Regions from separate parts of the Homo sapiens genome. Here region 2 is linked to region 1. Evidence: chromatin loops called from intact Hi-C (ENCODE). Cell type or tissue: ascending aorta. All regions are shown on one strand. Each heading gives the region's core, and the rest is flanking DNA. Links, peaks and the distances in the headings are about the cores only. Region 1 has its middle 320 kb from the start of CAAP1. Region 2 has its middle 370 kb from the start of CAAP1.

Region 1 (5,389 bases), core at 319-5,318:
TCTGGTACTATTTCTCATCAATAAGACTGGGAGCTCTCAGAGCAGCTGCAAAGAAGCTCATTTTCATCACCAGGAAGCCAACAGCAACCACTGTGTCAGTACTACTAACAAATCTGGTCTCATGCATTCTTCCAATCAATATGAATCCAAGTGAATAAAACCTCCAGAAAAATCAACCGCTGAAAAAGGTAAATCTAAAAAGATAGAAAATAGATTAGTATTATCCTGGGGCTGGATATGAGAACAGGTACTGACTGCAAATAGGTACAAGGGATAGTTTGGGAGTGGTAGAAATGTTCTAACACCGATTTTGATGACGGTTTTACAAATATACTAAAAATAATTGAATCATTTATTTAAACTGGGCGACTTCTGTGAAATAAACTATGCCACAATGAAGGTATTTTTTTAAAACTCAACTTTTGAAATTTAACAAAGGACCCTGTGATCAGGGCCTATCATGGAGAGTGCAAGAGTGTCAATTAGGTCAGGATTCTCACTCAAATTTGGACTTCCAGTGTTTTCTCCAAATGAGATGTTACATACATACACCAAGAGGACTGAAAGAATATGTTCATCATCACTAATTGTTAAAATACAAACACAGTTTTTGTAACCCTAGGCCTCTTCACCTCTGAGATATTTGTCCTCACTATGCAGTACATACATATTAATAAAACAGGACTTCTCTCTTTAGCATCTCAGCTGTCTCCAAGGCCAAAGACAGAGGAGGAAGGTGAGGAGAATTAACACTTACTAAGCAACTGCTACGGAACAGGCATCATACATTTTGCTTAATACCTTAATTAAATCTCACTTTTATAATAGCCCTTTGTGATGGGCATTTCAACCCAACATTCCACAGAGAAGAAAACTGAAGCACTTAAAAGTAAAATAACCTGCCCAATATCATGTACTCAGTGAGTAAGATAGCTAGATCTAAAATCCAACCTTTATTACAGGAAATGGCATTTCCATTAAAGCCTTGAAGTCTCTTCAGCACAGCATTTCCAAGGGCCAAAAGAGAATTCTACAAGATTGTATTTTGAATGAACAAGGAAATCAGTTAAATCAACTTATGTAGTACACATCAGCGTTCAATATCACATGAATTATGAAGGTTGGAATCTTTAAGAACTCTCAAAGGGTAGGCATTCCACATTGTATTTTACGTAAGTAGATATTTTCCCCTGGATTTCTTTAGGTTCTTTTTGATTGAAATGCTTGGCAACATTTTGCTTTATGTTGTTTTAAAGCATTCTGTGCTGACAAGTGGTGAACTCAGAAAATACAGTCCATTTTTCCCAAACCTATGAAAGTAATATTGCGCATTATGGCTTTGATAGTCCCCGTGATTATGACTACAGATTTAAAGTTTATGTTCCGCTGGGATCACCCAAACCAAGACTATTAACTTAAAATACACAACTGAAGATCAAAATGTATCTTCTCAATTGAGAAAACCAACAAAAAGAAATAGTATGTATATTTTTTGAAAATAAAACAATTTTTTAAGTTATTAAGGGAAATCATCAGAATTGTATTGTCTTTTTTTGCATTGAAATAAACTTTGTTATTGTTTAGAACAGAAGGAAAAAAGCAGCTAAAATAATTTATGTTTCAAGTCTAACCATGACAAAATTTTAAACAGAAGTTTGAATATTTAGGTCCCTAATTCCAATATCTTACCCATAATGGGAATAGTTTGAACATTTGAACAAAACAAATGTTATTTGCCTTGTTGAGATAGGTATCTCTAATATGATCAAAAACTGATGTTAAAATTAAATCCCCATCCTGAGGCAATAGCATAGAGACCGAGTCTATCTGGTGCTTTGGTTCATATAAAGGTCATTGTGATAAAATCTCAATGATATGCAATTAAAAAAATTCACATTGTCTACATTGGGTGAGGAAAGTAAAGGCACAACTGTAGTTGTGAAGCTTAACTAAGGTTGGTGAAGGCTATTTCCGCTGAAACAAACAGCTTTTTATATAAAAATACTGTTAATTGTTACTTCAGAGAAGTTGATTAAGGAATGGGGGAGGTAGATAATTTGTTTCTTTTTATATTACATTATTCTGTGCTTAAACTTTAGTGAAAGTGCTGGAACTTTTATCATGGGTATGCATTTCTTTGTTAATGAAAGAAGAAATTACTTAAAAAATTATTTTAAAATAAGAAGCATAGATGACTTCCAAAAAGTCACGTAATTTTCAAAAATTCTTTCCATTACAGAGAGATAATCCAATGCCAGGACACATATGCTCCCTGGGGTAAAATTGAAATATCCATAAAAATGAAATAAGAAGAAGCCATTTTAATGTCTAGAGGAAGAAAATACAGAATATGTGGTCTGTGTGTGGCCTTTGAGTAAGCCAGTGATGCTCAAAGTACCCATTCACAATAAGATCTGGAACCTGTGCTGGAATGTAAATGAACACACTACTTCCTTCTATGAGCAAGTCTTGCTACCAAAATAAATAAACACATACATACATACATACATACATACATACATACATACATCAGATGAACTGAAAAGCATGCTTAATGGCTAAACTAATTTACATCCTGATGCAAACTGGTCGCAAACAGATGGCCGACCAGAGACCACAATATGAGTAGCACTGAAACCTGCATACACCAAAAATAAATGGAAGGAGGAAAGTTTAGACTGTGAGTCAGTCAGGGTTCAAAGTAGGAAACAGAAATCACTGTAGACATTTAAAGTAGAAAAAGATTTAATACTGAAAATTCAGTGTAGACAGAAATGGTAGAAGAAAGAATAATGTGCAACAAGTCCACAAGCTGCCACTTAGCCAATTTGAAGAACTTCCACCATAACTACAATGCAGAGATCAGAAAGTTATGATTGCTGTCACGACCACCACTGCCTTTTAACATTTATGGATCTGGTGACTAGACAGAGGAGCACTGAGCCCGGTCAATTCAATGGCTTTTAAATCTTCATGAACTTGCTTGCCAGCTGAAAATGGCCTCCACCTCTGCCCTCCATATCTGCCCATATTTGTCTTGGTACATCTCTTTAAAGGGTATTCACTGGGATCCACACCTTTGAGTTGAGATCAGTTCTGCTTTGTGTATGTTCATTCTGCAGTCCAGGATGAAGGAGTGGTGGCTATTCATAGAATGCTCTACTCATGGTGATGAAGCGAAACACAAGCACATATAAGGCCCCTGCTCACGTCATATCTACTAACATCTCATTGTCCAAAGCAAGTCACATGGCAAAGCCCATTTTCAATGAGATCTCTGTTCTACCCCCAAAGGAAAACCACTGTAATATTACACAGCAAATGGTATCAATATACTGTCACAGGGAACTGAAGAATTGGGACCAATATCCCAATCTTCAACAACTTTCAGTCTTTTTCAATGCTACAGTTTCATATTCTGTAATGCTATGACAGAGATTCATAACAATGTATGAACTACCTCAATACCCAGTTACCCACTTTCTCTCCTCCATCAACTCCCCAAAAGACCACAGATAACCAATCTCTACAAAACTTATCCATTATTAGCCCCTTCTATCTGAAAGAAAGTGTTGTTACTCTCTCAAACCATGGCCCATTCCCAGGCTGTGTTATAATTTTCCCCAAACTCTCAGAGACTTTAATTCTACTCTATTACCTCTTTTCTCCTAAATCTTCACACTTGCTTCTTTCCCAATCAAACATCTGTAACAAATGCTACAATCAAACATGTGAACTTTGATCTTAAAAATAAATGGTCTCTCACGATATTACATCTCCCCTAGCAAGCCTCTTCTTCCTCATATTCACCTTTCCTAAAAGGGTGTATTTATTACAGCTTCTATTTCCTCTTCTTTCACTTATTCTACAGCACTCTGAAATCTGGCCATAAAAAAACAACAAGAAGTCATATTTGCCAAGTTTACTGCTTATTGTCGAAGGGTTTGGTGAGGCGCTATGAATAGCACACTCATTCCCTGATTTCTGCATCAAAAGAGAAAGAAAAAAAATGAAGCTTTCTCCGTTAGTCTGTTTGCATGGCTATAAAAGAATATCTGAGGCTGGGAACTTTATAAAGGAAAGGGGTTTATTTGGCTCACGGTTCTGCAGGCTGTACAAGAAGCATAGTGCCGGCATCTGCTTCTGCTGAAGTCCTTGGGAATCTTACAATCATGGTGGAAGGTGAAGGGAAGCCAACATGTCACATGATGAGAAAGGAAGCAAGGGAGAGAGAAGGAGGTGCCAGACTCCTTTAAACAACCAGCTTTTATGTGAACTACCAGAGCAGGAACTCAGTCATTACCATGGGGATGGCAACCAAGACAATCATGAGGGATCCACCTCCATGATCCAAACACCTACCACTAGGCCTACCTCCAACACTAGAGCTCACATTTCAACATGAGATTTGTAGAGACAAAACATCCAAAACATATCACCAACACTGAAGAAATGTGGCTTAGATGTGAGAGCCAAATGAGCTTATTAACTCCCTACGCTCTTGGATCCAAGACTGCAAATACACTTAACCCAGGTTTCTGTCTCACTATTGTAAGTAGAAGGGGAAGGAGAAAGAGTGCAACTATCACCCTGTTCCAGTGATCATGTTTGTGACTAGTAAGCTCCAATCAAGAAAAAATAGACCAATAGCAATTACCTAAGACCCAAGAAAGAGATGAGGAAGTAGATGCAGAGCATGTGGGGGCAATAGCCCCTCACAGAAACTAGAAGACTGGAAAAAAGATGCTCCCCTCTAAGAGTTACTGTTTGCATCTCTAATTTACTTGAGCTGTCTGGGATATTTGCACTGTTGACCTTTCATTCCTCTGGAAAATCTTTTTGCCTCAAATTTCAAGAAACTCCCTTCTCTAGGTTTTCCTCCTAATACTCTGATATGCCCTATTTTATCTCCTTTATGGGGTATCCCCGGGGATACCACTTTGTTTTCCCATTCTTTGGTGTCCCTTGGAAATCCCATCCATGCCTATAACTTTCACTATTACTCATGTGTTCATACAACTGGATATTATCTGCCTAATAGGTACTTCACTTCAAGGATGCGCATATGTACCTGACATGCAAAATGTCAAGACATATTTGTCTTCTTTTTCCCAAAGCAATCTTTCTCTTCCATAATCTCTCCTTTGTGGGTGGCACTAGCATTCACCCAGTCTTCCAAGACAGAAATCTTAAGAAACATCTCTAATTCCTCTCTCTCCTTCTCCTACTCTGTCCCTACCACCTCTGTGAGGTCCAGTGAATTTCACTTCCTGAGTATCTTTCAAATTAGTCTCCTCTCTATTTCTACTATCCCTGCCTTGGTTTAAACCCTAAGCATCTGCTCGAACCTAATTTACCACAATAGTTCCTCACTACTACGCCCCCTTAA
Region 2 (5,389 bases), core at 314-5,313, 51 kb before region 1:
TATTGATATCAGGTGTTAGAAGCCAGAATGTCAACTTAGGTCAGTCTCACTACACAATCTATGTTCTTTCCACCATATTATCACATTGCATGTATTAAGTGCCACTCAATCCCTCTGCTGTGTCTTTGTCCTGCTCCTGATATCCCCACCTCTCCTGGAGCCCGCTCCTTCATGCAGTTTCATGTGTCCTCTGACAGGGATCTAGACTTGACCTGCCTCCCTTATGACCCATCTAACTTACCTGTCCAGCATTCTGTTCATTTTATATTTTACTTCAAGGAAAGGACCCAAGATTCTCCATTTCAAATAAGATCTTAAGTATTTTTGATGCAGAGCCTTTTGATGTAGCTAGAAGGTTAACAGAAATGAGTAACCTAATTTTAACCTTCCTAGAATAATAGGAATGATAGCTAATATGTTCTTATATTGAAAACATGCCAGGCAGATTCTCAATAGTTACCATGTGGGATCTCATTTCTCACCAAATCATTTCACAGATGATGAAACTAAGTTTACCTAACTTATGGGAAGTCATAAAGTTAGTGACTAGCAATTCAGGCATTGCCCATGACCGCCTGGCTCCAAAAACTAATGTGTGAAGAGCATTTTACTTTTAATTGTTGAGACACCAGTCAAAACTTGGTTGGGGACAAGTGTTGTTTGGGGGATAGAGATGCAAAGGATGAATTCTCAGCTGCCTACGTGAGCCATGTTTACAGCCCACATAGTCAGCACTTTGGGCAGTTTTCAAGTCAAGGTTTTGTCATGACTATCATGCAAGTTTTCATTTAGTTATTTTTTTTATTATACTTTAAGTTCTAGGGTACATGTGAACAACATGCAGCTTTGTTACATATGTATGCATGTGCTGTGTTGGTTTGTTGCACCCATTAGCTCGTCATTTACATTAGGTATTTTTCCTAATGCTATCCCTCCCCCATTCCCCCACCCCACGACAGGCCCCAGTGTGTGATGTTCCCCGCCTTGTGTCCAAGTATTCTCATTGTCCAATTCCCACCTATGAGTGAGAACATGCGGTGTTTGGTTTTCTGTCCTTGCGATAGTTTGCTCAGAGTGATGGTTTCCAGCTTCAGCCATGTCACTACAAAGGACATGAACTCATCCTTTTTTATGGCTGCGTAGTATTTACTTCTCCGTCTCAACCATTAACTCAGGATTCCAAAATATACATTTTCAAAAATTGAGATACTCTTAAAAACCAACAAAAGAGCCAGGACCACCAAAAACTGATCACTCCAAACAGCTAGGGCACAGTTGAAAGAGGGCAGTATGTTCCTGGAATGGTGGGAGGTTGTTAGACGAATGTTGAATGATGCGATCTCACAGAATCAGTCAAATTTGTTATTTTTTTTCTTACCAGATTCTTTTTCTACCAGTAGGAAATCAGCAGATAGGGCAATAATAATAATAATAATAAAAGGGATCTTTGAGGCAGTTGAAAGATTTAGTTAACGATCCCTAGGGCTTTCTTTTTATAAGATATGGCACCTAGTTGGGATAAACCTGCAAAGATATTTTAATAGGTGACAGATTTTGTATTACAAATGTACGTTTAATGTAATAGAACAAAAGCAGACTTTGATTTGGAAAACCTGGGAATCTGCTCTTCACTCTACAACCATCTGCAGCAGGAACTGAGACTTCATTTCTTCTCTGCCCCATCTCACAGGGTGGCTGAGAGCATCAAAGGGAATAAACTATCTGAGACTGCTTTGTAAACTCTAAAACACCATAAAAACGTAAGGGATTATATTGTTGTAATATGTATAATAGACTCTTCCTAGCTAAGATCTGTGAGGAGTCAGAGAAGAATACCTGGAGCAGGGTGCGGGGAGAAAAACAGGGTTTTTATTAATTCATTTAGGCTCTGTTCCAATTGAATTCTAGCTGTAGAACTATGTTCTGTAATTATGATTTAGCAGTGCCAGAAACAAATATAGCTATCAAGTTCATCCACTTGCACAGAGAACAAATTAGTTCATAAAATGTACTGGATTTTATCTCCAAATTGAAATTTTGGCCTAAGTCAGTAATAGACACTAAGTCATTTGAGTTTTTTTCAGTGGAGCAATGTTAGTTAGCTGATGTTTTCAGAGAGAAAGTAGCCACTAAGAGTAAGGTGATTTGGAGAAAAATATATGTTTATATTGTGTCCTAACCATAGTCTATTTATGATATTAAGATTTTCAGCTGTTTTTAAAGACTATAGTTCTCTCTGGTCTTTGAGACCAGTAGTTCCATCAACTTTAGTTTTCATAAGACCCATCGTGCCTTACATCCATATGCTTTTATGTTTTACTTCAGGGCAAGTACCCAAGATTCTCTATTTCAAATACAATCTTAAGTATTTTTTGATGCAGGAGGCCTTCAGAATCACTGTTGGAGATAATAGATTTACAAGTTTAAATTAGGCTTCTGTCTAGACCAGGGCAAGGCAAGTAACAGAAATGAGTGATGCAAGCCTGTGGGTTGCATGGTGAACAGGGAAAGTCGTGCCTCTCCTTCGGGTTGCAGTAAGCAGTTAGCATAATTCAGGCTTCATGCCAAAAACATTAACATCCAGTGTACCAGGTGTTTCCTTATTTTTGAGATGCCAAAAGCCTGGATTTGCATGTGCATAAAATATGCCGATTTTTAGAATGTTGCCTCAATATTTCAAATAGTGTGTGGATTAATCAACATGGCTACACTCATTCAGTGAGAGGCTGCTTTGATACCCCTATTCGAGGCTAGAATTCCTTGCAAGTTGTAGAGTATGAGTCTTAGTCATGAGTGAATGAATGAATGAATGAATGACATGCTCTCTTCAAGATTGTTGACCTTATCGTGCATCTAAAGCAAAGATCTATCTTAACACTTGAAGTAATTAGAAATTATCACCTCTTTGCTTGCAGTGGAGTGAGCTGTCCAATAAGACAACTACACGCTTGCTCATTGTGGACACGTTCTTTCCTCAACAGTAACATTTTATTTTGTTTCAGGTGTGGCTGTCTACCTGTCTTTCATGGTGCAGCTCATTGCATTTTTAAAAGATGTTTTTTTCCAGGAGCTAATTGAGCTTTATCTATGTGAGTGAGCTAGAATCTGTCACTGACAGCCTGCAGAAGGCCATTTCTTCAATTGCTTGAAAGAATTAAAGAGTCAGACATGACAAACTGCAGCTCAGAATACCTGGCTGCAAGCCCATTAGTGCTGCTGTGCCAAGATGCACTAATAAATTACTTAGAGAACACAGACTCACTTTACTTCTGTCAGGAAACTCGCCACCCTAAAACCAAGGGAAAAGATTTGATTTTTTTCTATCAAAGTTTGTCAGGGCCTTTTGGAAACAGAATGCATTATTTATTTTTTGCAAAACATAATTGCTGGCAAACCCATTCCAGTCTATGAAAACAGCTTTCCTTTGTTTCTTCTATGATTTCTAGAGAAACAAACCTTAGGCTTTCTTTATATCTCTTACTCTCTGCCAAGAAGCAACTGTTAACATAGCAGCAACTGTAGCAAATAAAAAAATCAAACTGTGCATTTCTTTCCAATCCTGTTTTATAAACTGGGTCCTACTGTCTTAGCTTTTCTTGTAACCGAAGAGACAATTAACTTTTCCCTAAGGGGTAGAGCAAGAGTATCCCATTTACCAGAATGTTCTTATCAATCATTGATCAATCAAGAATAAGTTGTAAAGCTGTCTGCCAGTATTCTCGGTATTTGCTCAATTTATCTTGGATCAAATCCTTCCATAGGCAGAGAAGGCCAGATACGATTCTGGGTCTTATATTGATGAGTCCCTCTCTAAATAATTTTCTGAATTCATTCTGCTGTCCTCATTCCAATTCCAACGCTCATTTCTGACTATATACCCCAGTGCTGCCTCACAATTTTGGGGGATTTTTGTGTGTGTGGTCCTAGTTGGTGACACAGCCCTGGCCACTATCAAATCACTGTGGTCACTGGAAGGGAAGACTCTGTTGTCCAGCCGAGGTGAAGGAGGAGCCTTTTGAGGGACAACTCTATCAGGGGAAGGGGTGGCTCCCTAAATGAAAAGTAGATTGTTATTGCCACATGATAGGGGATGGGAGGCAAGTAATCAACAGCAATCAGTTTAAATCCATTAAATTAGTTTTTGCATCCAAAATGTGGATGTGATTTTCAGATACTCTGAAGTCCAGTCTAAAATAGGACTTTATACAATGTTTTTGAGCAAGAGAAACCTTACAGGAATAAGCGCATGGATTCACAGGGGAGCTTTGGCACCAGGAAGATACTCATATGGAGTTAAGACTTCTTACAACAATTGCAAACACAGCTTCAATATTATTTGCCCACATGCTGAAAATATTAACAAGCTGACAGAGATGGGTGGGCTACCAGGGGACTTGCACAGGAAACTCAATTTAAGCATCTTCCCCAGCCCATTCATCACAAGTCATTCATTTGATGTAGTCCTCCAAGAAAATCACCTTAACAACAAAAAAGGCAGCTGTTCAGCTAACAGCCTGAATCACAGGGACAGGAAGTGAAGATGCCACAGGAGTTTTTCTGCTCACCCACTTGGTCTGCTGACCGAGCCCTGTGGAGTTATGGAATTTGTGTCCACAACACAAGACTGGGCTATACTGAAGTTATTAGCAAGTGCAGTCTCTGTGTTTTGAGCTACTAGGGATTGAGACCAGAATGAAAAAAAAAAGAAATGAGAAAACATCATTCTGGTATTCATACCTTTTAAGAGACTCAAAGTTCAGAATATGTGCCCTTTATCATATATTTTCATCCTGTACAAGCTTTTTCAGATTAGATTTGCTGAAGCTTTGAAGGAGAGATCAACCTACTTCCTAGGCAAGGTTACTCCCATACATTTCCAATAAAATAGAAATGTTCACTACTTGCCACCTGGATTATCTTTTTCTTCACTTGGATGTCCCTCCCCTGGGAAATGTCTGCTTGCTCGTGCTGTGTGCATGTATGTGCATTGGCAGCTAAAAGGAATGCAATCAGAACCTGGTATTCTACGTGTTTCCCTGGTCATCACGCTCTGTTCACAGCTTCTTCTTTCATCATCCATTATCAATTTTTCCTAAATGACTTCCTCTAGATGCTGTAAGTCTCTTAACTATATCTTTCTAGTTGATTCACTCGCTCTTTCAGCAGACATTTACTGTGTACCTTCTTTGCATAGGACCCATGCTAGTTATTGAGAATAAACGATATATTGTTGAATTCAACAAACATGTATGTGCCAAGCCCATTTTCAATATGCTAGGGATCTCACAGTCTAACAGAAAAGAGAGGCAAACCAGAAGATATTTACAATAGAGAGGGAAAAGTGATGTTACACTAAGTAGAGAGTGTTTTGAAAGCACAGAATGGATGT

What was found. A loop is a pair of places that touch in the nucleus more often than their neighbours do. Peaks named below come from ENCODE experiments on the same cell type or tissue, not always from the same donor. Only the 100,000 strongest peaks of a DNase experiment are listed, where the experiment ranks them.
Region 2: a loop joins it to region 1, with 2.4 times the contacts of the local background. A loop is called at or near these places in 2 of 110 quality-filtered maps.

The regions. Positions count from the first base shown.
Region 1 is chr9:26,572,625-26,578,013 of GRCh38, forward strand. No RefSeq gene overlaps it. Among named protein-coding and RNA genes, the nearest start is that of CAAP1, 320 kb to the right of the region's middle. In ascending aorta, for the core only: no CTCF peak of the experiment used is centred there; no DNase peak of the experiment used is centred there.
Region 2 is chr9:26,521,264-26,526,652 of GRCh38, forward strand. No RefSeq gene overlaps it. Among named protein-coding and RNA genes, the nearest start is that of CAAP1, 370 kb to the right of the region's middle. In ascending aorta, for the core only: no CTCF peak of the experiment used is centred there; a DNase peak (open chromatin) is centred at 3,191.